2 separate regions of the Homo sapiens genome follow, and region 2 is linked to region 1. A link is a loop called in an ENCODE intact Hi-C map of the cell type or tissue named here. Cell type or tissue: HCT116. All regions are shown on one strand. Each heading gives the region's core, and the rest is flanking DNA. Links, peaks and the distances in the headings are about the cores only.

The links. Hi-C counts contacts between places; a loop is a spot of excess contacts. Peaks named below come from ENCODE experiments on the same cell type or tissue, not always from the same donor. Only the 100,000 strongest peaks of a DNase experiment are listed, where the experiment ranks them.
Region 2: a loop joins it to region 1, with 7 times the contacts of the local background. A loop is called at or near these places in 13 of 110 quality-filtered maps.

The regions. Positions count from the first base shown.
Region 1 is chr20:31,610,058-31,615,435 of GRCh38, forward strand. No RefSeq gene overlaps it. Among named protein-coding and RNA genes, the nearest start is that of MIR3193, 5.6 kb to the left of the region's middle. RefSeq lists a cis regulatory region at 466-1,064. In HCT116, for the core only: a CTCF peak has its summit at 2,969 (motif pointing left); DNase peaks (open chromatin) are centred at 644 and 2,964; H3K4me3 peaks cover 629 bases; H3K27ac peaks cover 2,890 bases.
Region 2 is chr20:31,449,694-31,455,071 of GRCh38, forward strand. DEFB123 (defensin beta 123) reads left to right here. Exons shown (of 2, transcript NM_153324.4): 2 at 336-564. The coding sequence ends at 481. Among named protein-coding and RNA genes, the nearest start is that of DEFB123, 12 kb to the left of the region's middle. In HCT116, for the core only: no CTCF peak of the experiment used is centred there; no DNase peak of the experiment used is centred there.

The sequences.
Region 1 (5,378 bases), core at 62-5,061:
GCTTCCCAGTTTCAAGCAATTCTTCTGCCTCAGCTTCCCAAGAAGCTGGGATTACAGGCATATGCCAACACGCCCAGCTAATTTTTGTATTTTTAGTAGAGACAGGGTTTCACCATGTTTGCCAGGCTGCTCTCGAACTCCTGACCTCAGGTGATCTACCCTCCTCAGCCTCCCAAAGTGCATGAGGCCACCGTGCCCGGCTCTTTTTTTTTTTTTTTTTTTTTTTTTGAGACAGAGTCTCGCTCTGTCGCCCAGGCTGGAGTGCAGTGGCGTGATCTTGGCTCATTGCAACCTCCGCCTCCCGGGTTCAAGCAATTCTCATGCCTCAGCCTCCTGAGTAGCTGAGATTACAGACGCGCACCACCACATCTGGCTAATTTTTATATATTTAGTAGAGACGGGGTTTCACCATGTTGCCCAGGCTGGCCTCGAACTCCTGACCTCAGGTGATCAGCCCTCCTCAACCTCCCAAAGTGCTGGGATTACAGGCGTGAGCCACCACACCCGACCCATGCCAGTCACTCTTATTGAGCACCAGGAACTGCCAGCCAGAGAGAGCTCCCTGCTGCCCAGTGTCACACACAGCAGGGCTTCCTGGTGGCAGGCAGGTCTCACATCCTAGCATGGCTGCCGGAAAGAAAGGAGGTGAGTCACAGGGCCAGGCCAGGAGCTGGGCGAGGCTGGGGCCAGGGTCCAGGCAGGCGCCACTTTCCAGGAAAGGGAAGGGAAGAGGAAACCAGAAGGCCAGGAGGAGCACAGGGAGGGGCGAGGGTGCCCTTATCTCCCTGGACCTGCCCTGGCTGGTGCTGCTTCCTGCTGCAACTCTTGCAAAACCTCGTTCCCAACGCTGTCCTCAAGCAGGGTGCCCCAGGCCAGTACAGGGTTGCATCAAGGCCTTGTGCAAGGGGGGTTAAAGGGAGGACAGTGGCTGGGAGCAAAGGCAGGGCAAGAGGCAAGGCAAATGCGGGTTCTAGGCCCAGTGCCACTTCTGGTTGGGCACCTGCTTCACCTCCTGGGCTCTTAGGATCCCCAGCATTTTTTTTTTTTTTTTTGAGACGGAGTCTCACTCTGTTGCCAACCTCTGCCTCCTGGGTTCAAGCAATTCTCCTGCCTCAGCCCCTCCAGTAGCTGAGTCTACCGGTGTGCACCACGACGCCCAGCAATTTTTGTATTTTTAGTAGAGACAGGGTTTCTACATGTTGGCCAGGTTGGTCTCGAACTACTGACCTCAGGTGATCCACCTGCCTTGGCCTCCCAAATTGTTGGGATTACAGGTGTGAGCCACTGCACCCTGCCATCCCCAGCATTTTTTTTTTTTTTTTTTTTTTGAGACAGAGTCTCCCTCTCTTGCTAGCCTGGAGTGCAGTGGCAGGAGCTCAGCTCACTGCAACCTGTGTCTCCCAGGTTCAAGTGATTCTCCTGCCTCACCCTCCCAAGTAGCTGGGGTTATAGGCACGTGCCACCACGCCCAGCTAATTTTTGTGTTTTTAGTAGAGACGGGGTTTCACCGTGTTGGCCAGGTTGGTCTTGACCTTCTGACCTCGTGGTCTGCCCGCCTTGGCCTCCCAAAGTGCTGGGATTACAGGTGTGAGCCACCATGTCGCCCAGCCTCATTCCCAGCTTTTAAATGGGTGTTATACTCACCGTTTTGAGGTTTCAGTGATATCATCCCAAACCTTTGCACTCCTCAAGCCTCAGGCTAGGCCATTGTACTTCTACCTGTGAAACTAGCCCCAACTGGTTCTTTCAACAAATAGTTTATAAAGCTTCTACAATATACTAGGAACCGGGCCCCAGGAGTTAACAATTCAGATACAAATTCTTGCAGTCTTGGAACTTACATTCTTAGTGGGAGACACGCAGTAGATAAATATGCAGATGTGTAATCAGAGGTGCATTTACCTGGAAATTACTTAAGCTTAAACTTCAAGCCTCCTCACATGGAAAGAGTATCAGCCATGTGTTAGCATGATTTCTGTGTGTTTTGCAAGATTTGCAAAATGTTGTATTCTTTTCCTTAGAGGCTGCACAAACCTAGATCCTCTTCTTTATATATAGACGAGACCGAGCAGGGCCCAAGCTTGAAGGCATAGCTGCAGAAGACAAAGAATCGTGTCTGTGGGTGCTGTTCGTTGCTTGGGTTTGTTTTGTTATTTTATTAATTTATTTTTATTTATTTATATATTTTTTGAGACAGTTTCCTCCTTGTCACCCAGGCTGGAGTGCAATGGTACCATCTCAACTCACTGCAACCCCCGCCTCCTGGGTTCAAGCGATTTTCCTGCCTCAGCCTCCCAAGTAGCTGGGGTTACAGGTGCCTGCCACCACGCCCAGCTAATTTTTTTTTTTTTTTTAATTGTGAGACAAAGTCTCGTTCTGTCACCAGGCTAGAGTGCAGTGGCGCAATCTCGACTCATTGCAACCTCTGCCTTCTGGGTTCAAGCGATTCTTCTGCCTCAGCCTCCCGAGTAGCTGGGACTATGGCGTGCACCACCACGTCCAGCTAATTTTTTGTATTTTTAGTAGAGACGGGATTTCATCATGTTGGCCAGGATGGTCTCCAACGCCTGACCTCAGGTGATCCATCCGCCTCGGCCTCCCAAAGTGCTGAGATTACAGGCGTGAACCACCGGGCCCGGCCTGTTGTTGTTTTAATAGAGACGGGGTCTTGCATGGTTGCCCAGGCTGGCCTCAAAATCCTGGGCTCAAGCAATCCTCCCGCCTCTGCCTCCCAAAGCACTGGGATTACAGGCGTGAGCCACCCTGTCCGGCCCGGTTTTTGGGTTTGAGACCCTAAAATCTCTGGGCGGCAGAGAAGAGCTGGGAAGCGGGCCAGCGCTTTCCAGAGCACCTGGTCTCATGCAGCTGCAAACGCAGGCGCTGTGCCCGCCCCCGTCTTCCTTTGGCCACCAGCGCCCCCTCCCGGGCAGAGCCCGGGCTATGCCACCGTGGGCGAGAAAGGCGGCCTGGTTGCGGCGAGAGGCGGAGGCTGATGCCTTGGTGGCCTCTAGTGGACGCCTTGGGAACTGCAGTCAGAGCTGCAAGCGTGTTAGGAGAGTGAAGAGTTCTGCGCACATGTAAACCCTCAGCCCCTTCTCTCAGGCCCCCTTTGGCTACCGTTTCCCCCATTCTCTCATCCTCTTTCCTCTTCCTTGCTTGTGACAACCCCCTATGAGCCTCATTCCCTCCCTTTTTTTTTTTTTTTTTCTGAGATGGAGTCTCGCTCTGTCGCCCAGGCTGGAGTGCAGTGGCACGATCTCGGCTCACTGCAACCTTCGCCTCCAGGGTTCACGCCATTCTCCTGCCTCGGCCTCCGGAGTAGCTGGGACTACAGGCGCCCGCCACCACGCCCAGCTAATTTTTTGTATTTTTAGTAGAGAGGGGGTTTCACCGTGTTAGCCAGAATGGTCTCGATCTCCTGACCTCGTGATGCGCCCGCCTCAGCCTCCCAAAGTGCTGGGATTACAGGCGTGAGCCAGCGTGCCCGGCATTCCTTCCCTTTTAAAGGAGGAGATCTTGGGCTAATCTTGGAAATTTCTTTTCTTTTTCTTTTTCTTTTCTTTCTTCTTTCTTTTCTTTTCTTTTTTTTTTTCTTTGAGACGGAGTCTGGCTCTGTCGCCCAGGCTGGAGTGCAGTGGCTCGATCTCGGCTCACTGCAAGCTCCGCCTCCCGGGTTCACGCCATTCTCCTGACTCAGCCTCCCCAATAGCTGGGACTACAGGCGCCCGCCACCGCACCCGGCTAATTTTTTTGTATTTTTAGTAGAGACGGGGTTTCACCGTGGTCTCGATCTCCTGACCTCGTGATCCGCTTGCCTCGGCCTCCCAAAATGCTGGGATTACAGGCGTGAGCCACCGCTCCCGGCTTTTTTTTTTTTTTTTTTTTTTTTGTAGCCCAGGCTGGAGTGCAGTGGCGCGATCTTGGCTCATTGCAAACTCATCTCCTGGGTTCAAGCGATTCTCCTGCCTCAGCCTCCCGAGTAGCTAGGATTACAGGCGCCAGCCACCACGCCTGGCTAATTTTGTATTTTTGGTAGAGACGGGTTTCTCCATGTTGATCAGGCTGGTCTCGAACTTCCGACCTCAGGTGATAAGCCTGCCTCAGCCTCTCAAAGTGCTGGGATTACAGGCGTGAGCCACGGCGCTCAAGCTAATTTTGTTTTTTGTTTTTGTTTTTGTTTTTTGTTTTTTGTTTTTGAGGCAGAGTTTCACTCTTTCGCCCAGGCTAGAGTGCAGTGGCGCAATCTGGGCTCGCCACCAAGCCTGGCTCATTTTTTGTATTTTTAGTAGAGATGGGGTTTCACCATGTGGACCAGGCTGGTCTTGAACTCCTGACCTCAGGTGATCTGCCTACCTCGGCCTCCCAGAGTGCTGGGATTACAGGTGTGAGCCATCACGCCTGGCCTAATCTTGGAAATTTCTTTTTTTCAATTGTGAAATGTATCACACCTACAATAGAGCAGATATCACACGTCTGCAGTTTAAAGATAATAATAAAACCGGCCAGGTGCGGTGGCTCACGCCTTTAATCCCAGCACTTTGGGAGGCCGAGATTGCGCCACTGCACTCCAGCTTGGGCAACAAAGACTCTGTCTCAAAAAAAAAAAAAAATGTGTGTGTGTGTGTGTGTGTGTATATGTGTGTATATATATGTGTGTGTATATATATGTATATATGTATGTGTATGTATATATGTATATATGTATATACATATGTATACATGTGTATATATGTATATATGTATATACATATGTATACATGTGTATATATGTATATACACATGTATACATGTGTATATATGTATATATACACACATATATGTATATACACACATATGTATATATACACATATATGTATATATATAAAACTATAAAACACACAAGTACCAGCCTCTCTGCTTGAAATAGAATATTAGTTCATTTGAAGCCTGTGTTTGCCCTTCAGGATAAAATCCCCATAAGATTTTACCTCTTATCCAGAACTTTGTGTTAATCAATTGCTTGTTCTTTTATTTTTTTTCACATATGTACAAGTATGCATCCTTAAACAATCCATTACTTGATATTACCTGGTTTTGCCTTTTATATAAATAAAATCATATTATATGCAATTTTCTGCAACCTGATTTTCTCATGCAACATGAATTACATGAGAGTCATCCATGTTGATTTCTTGCCTTCATTCATTCATTTCCACCACTTTGTAGTATTCTTTTTTTTTTTTTTGAGATGGAGTTTTGCTCATGTTGCCCAACCTGGAGTGCAATGGCACGATCTCAGCTTACCGCAACCTCTGCCTCCTGGGTTCAAGCGATTCTCCTGCCTCAGCCTCCCGAGTAGCTGGGATTACAGGCATGCGCCACCATGCCCAGCTAATTT
Region 2 (5,378 bases), core at 98-5,097, 160 kb before region 1:
GGAGGAGGAGGTTTGCAGTGAGCCAGAATCATTCCACTGTACTCCAGCCTAGGTGACAGAGCAAGACTCATCTCAAAAAAAAAAAAAAAAAAAAAAAAAGACAATCCGCACACATAAAGGCTTTATTCAGCTGATGTACCAAGGTCACTCTCTCAGTCAAAGGTGGGAAGCAAAAAAACAGAGTAAAGGAAAAACAGTGATAGATGAAAAGAGTCAAAGGCAAGGGAAACAAGGGACCTTCTATCTCATCTGTTTCCATTCTTTTACAGACCTTTCAAATCCGGAGCCTACTTGTTAGGACTGATACTGTCTCCCTTCTTTCTGCTTTGTGTCAGGTGGCACCCAAAGATGCTGGAATCTTTATGGCAAATGCCGTTACAGATGCTCCAAGAAGGAAAGAGTCTATGTTTACTGCATAAATAATAAAATGTGCTGCGTGAAGCCCAAGTACCAGCCAAAAGAAAGGTGGTGGCCATTTTAACTGCTTTGAAGCCTGAAGCCATGAAAATGCAGATGAAGCTCCCAGTGGATTCCCACACTCTATCAATAAACACCTCTGGCTGATCCCTGCGTTTGCCTGTTAGTGAACCCCAGCAGCTCCCAGGAGTGCCTTTCGGGTGGTTTGGGATGTCACAACTGTTTTCACAATAATAATAAGACATTTTTTAATTTTTTTTTTTTTTTGAGATGGAGTCTTGCTCTGTCGCCCAGGCTGGAGTGCAGTGGCGCACTCTCAGCTCACTGCAAGCTCCGCCTCCCGGGTTCATGCCCTTCTCCTGCCTCAGCCTCCCAAGTAGCTGGGACTACAGGTGCCCGCCACCACACCCAGCTAATATATATATATATATATATATATATATATATATATATATATATATTTTTTTTTTTTTTTTTTTTTTTTTTTTTTTTTTAGTAGAGACGGGGTTTCACTGTGTTAGCCAGGATGGTCTTGATCTCTTGACCTTGTGATCTGCCTGCCTCGGCCTCCCAACATTTTTCACTTTTTTAAGCTCTCTCGTTCACAAGTGTATAGGGGAATTTTCTGGAATCTCCATGACATATAATGACATAATTGTTCTGGCAGCTGACGAAAGATGTGCTTATGTGCTCTTGTGTAGAATTTTTTAAGGTAGAAGGCTCAAGGTATAAGTATGCTCATTTTCAGAGATTCATGCAATTTGTTCTCAGTAATTCTACTGTCCTCTTACAAACTATCTTTGGTTATATTATTAACTGTAATAATCAATCTCTGTACCTTCATTATCATATAATAAGTCATTACTTTGAAATCCCACAACTTACTTTGTACCACAAGAAATAAGAACACTTTATCGTCTTGGTTTGCAGAGGTATTTTGTTCTAATTTTTTATTTTTTATAGAGATAGGGTCTCACTTTGTTACCCAGCCTGGTTTTGAACTCCTGGCCCGCCTCAGCTTTCCAAAGTGCTAGGAATACAGGAATGAGCCACCACTCCCACGGGGACTTGCAGAGGTATATTAACAACAGTCCTAGCTGTCTAACAGAATAAAGGACACGCTCTCCCTTAAGGAAAAAATAACACCTATTCTAGTCTCTATAGTTCTCTTAAATACAATTTCTGACATATATACAATTTTAAAATTATAAGACATGCACAGAAGCAGGAAAATATGACCCATAATCAAGAATAAAAATAATCAATTAGAATCAGACCCAAAGATGGTGATACAGTTTGGATCTGTGTCCCCACCCAAATCTCATGTTGAATTGTAATCCCCAGTGTTGGAGGTGGGGCCTGGTGGGAGGTGATTGGATTATGGAGGTAGATCCTTCATGAATGGTTTAGCACCATCCCTTTGGTACTGTTCTTGTAATAGAGTTCTCACAAGATCTGGTTGTTTAAAAGTATGTGGCACTGTCTCGCTCTTCACTTCCCTCTGCTCTGACCATGTAAGACAGGCCTGCTTCTCCTTCACCTTCTGCCATGCTCAAAAGTTTCCTGAGGCCTCCTCAGAAGCCTTCATGCTCCTTGTACAGCCTGCAGAACCATGAGCCAATTAAACCTCTTTTTTTTTTTTTGAGATGAAGTCTTGCTCCTGTTGCCCAGGCTGGAGTGCAGTGGCATGATCTCGGCTCACTGCAACCTCCACCTCCCGGGTTCAAGTGATTCTCCTTCCTCAGCCTCCTGTGTAGTTGGGATTACAGGCGTGCACCACCAAGCCTGGCTAATTTTCATATTTTTAGTACAGACAGGGCTTCATCATGTTGGCCAGGCTGGTCTTGAACTCCTGACCTCAGGTGATCCACCCTCCTCGACCTCCCAAAGTGCTAGGATTACAGGCGTGAGCCACTATGCCTGGCCTAAACCTCTTTCCTTTATAAATTACCTGGTCTCAGGGTTTTTTTTTTTTTTTGATAGCAGTATGAGAACAAACTAATACAGATGGAGTAGTTGTTGGAATTAACAGATAACCTTAAAATAACTATTATAAATATGTTAAAGAAATTAGAAGATTGATAAAATGAATGAAAAGATGAAGAATTTAAATACACAGAAAAATAGTGTATAGTGTATTGTTTTCCACCTGCTGCATTACAAAACCACTCCAGAACTTAGTAGACTAAAATAACAACTATTTGTTATTTTTCACAATTCTGCTCATTGATTAAGTGGTTCTTCTGATATTCTCACGAGGTCATTCATGTTACTACATCTCTCTTCACGTAGCCTCTCCACCGCAAAGAAGTTAACCTTGGCTTCCTCTATGATGGCTGGGGCCAAGAGCCTCCCAAAGTGCTAGGAATACAGGAATGAGCCGCCATTCCTGGTCTTGCAGAGGTATATTAACAACAGTCCTAACTGCCTAACAGAAGAAAGGACATGCTCTCCCTTAGGGAAAAAATAACACTTATTTTAGTCTTATAGTTCTCTTAAATACAATTTCTGACATATATGGGTAAACCTCAACATCCAGCATTTCTCAAATTTCTGTTTGTATTACATTTGCTGAAGTCCCACTGGTAAATCATATGCCAGTCACTGTGAAAGAGGACTACATAAGGGCATGAATACTAAGAGGATGATTCATTGCATGATGGAAACTCTAAGAATAAATTGGGCCTTCTAAACTGAGACATGCTAAAATTAAGAATTTATTGGATGGTAAGCCAGGCGTGGTGGCACATGCCTGTAGTCGCAACTACTTGGTAGGCTGAGGCAGGAGGATCACTTACACCCAGGAGTTTAAGTCTGTAGTATGCTATGATCATGCCTGTGAATAGCCACATGTGCACTCCAGCCTGAGCAAAATAGCGAGACCCCACCTCTTAAAAAAAGGAATCTATTGGATGGGTTTAACAGCAGAAGATAGGGCATTGTGGAAGAATGAATCAGTCAACTCAGAGACAGATTAGAAGATATACAAACCAAAGCACAGAGAGAAAAAATGCAAAACGAGCATAACAGAGTATGAGAGACTTATGGGACAATATCAAATAATCTAACATATATATAATTAAGTCCCAGAAGAAGAGATGGGAGACCAGGCACAGTGGCTCACACATGTAATCTCAGCACTTTGGGAGGCTGAGGCAGGAGGATCACATGAATCCAAGAGTTCAAGACCAGCCTGGACATTATAATGAGACCCCCTCCCTATTTTTTTTTTCTTTTCGAGATGGGGTCTCACCATGTTGGTTGTGAGCTCCTGGGCTCAAGCAATTTGGCCTGCCTCAGCCTCCTAAAATGCTGGGATTACAGGAATGAGCCACCATGCCCAAACCCCACCTATCTCTATTAAAAAAAGAAATTAAAGAGGGCAATGAGGAAGAAGAAATATTTTTAAAAGATAATAGTTGAAAAATTTCCAAAATTGTTGAAAGACATCAATCCACAAGAAATTCAGTGAACTCCAAAGCAGCATAGACACAAAGAAAATCAAACCTGCCAGGCATGGTGGCTCAAGCCTGTAATTCCAGCACTATGGGAGGCCGAGGCGGGCAGATCACCTGAGGTTAGGAGTTCGACACCAGCCTGGCCAACATGGTGAAACCTCATCTCTACTAATAATACAACAATTAGCTGGGCATGGTGGCACGCGCCTGTAAGCCCAGCTACTAAGGAGGCTGCGGCAGGAGAATCGCTTGAACCTGGGAGGCTGGAGGTTGCTGAGGTGAGATCCTGCCACTGCACTCCAGCCTGGGCAGCGAATGAAACTCTGTCTCAAAAAAAAAAAAAAAAAAGAAGGAAAGGAAAGAAATCAAACCCTAAACATATCACAGTCAAACTGCTAACAATTAAAAGAAAAAGTGCCTCTGGAGGCTGAGGCAGGAAAAAGGCGTGAACCCGAGAGGCGGAGCTTGCAGTGAGCAGAGATCGCTCCGCTGCACTCCAGCCTGGGCGACAGAGCGAGACTCCGTCTCAAAAAAAAAAAGAAAAAGTGCTTCTCAGTACCTATGAATATTTCATACAAAACATGTTCAAGAATTTATGGAAAAAGTTAGAAAACCTTATTGAAATACAATATAAAAAGCCTAAATTAATAGAGAAACATATTATGCTTATGAATTAGAAGTCTCAATATCTTAAAGACGTCAATTCTATACTAATTATTTCCTAGATTCTATAAAATTCCAGTAAGATTTGTTCATAACTTGTTCAAAATTGTGTATATGTAAACAAATATTTTGTTAGGGACATAAACATGTATAATAAAACTTTCAATAAAAGCTAAGGAGATAATAAATACAAATTTAGGATAACAGTTACCTCTAAGAATATAGCAATAGGAAGGGGTAATGGTGATTTTTTTATCGCACAGTAGACAGTGAGGTGTTCTGGATGTGAGGTCCAAATTTGTCTTTGTGATAGCTGGTGTTATTGAGCCACCTGGAGGCAATATTGCTGCAGTTTAAATATTTAGGATCCTGGATGGGGATGTGGGAGGGAAGGGCTGGATGAACCTTCCAGAATGTCAGCAGTGATTCCTGGAGTCTTCCAGTTAATGGCACCCAATAACTAAATGGGCAAAAGATGCATGGGAGATTGGCCTGTGAGAACACTGAGGACTTGGGGATGGATCTGCTATCTCCACGTGCAAAAGGATTTGTTAATCTGGGAGTTCCTCTGAGATCTAGCCCTTGTCCATCTCTTTGGTTGCCTTTTTTTTTTTTTTTTTTTTTTGAGACAGAGTCTCACTCTGTCGCCCACGCTGGAGTGCAGTGGCGCGATCTCGGCTGACTGCAAGCTCTGCCTCCCGGGTTCATGTCATTCTCCTGCCTCAGCCTCTTGAGTAGCTGGGACTACAGGCGCCCACCGCCACCATGCCCGGCTAATTTTTTTTTTTTTTTTTTTTTTTTTTTTTTTGGTATATTTAGTGCAGACTGGGTTTCACTGTG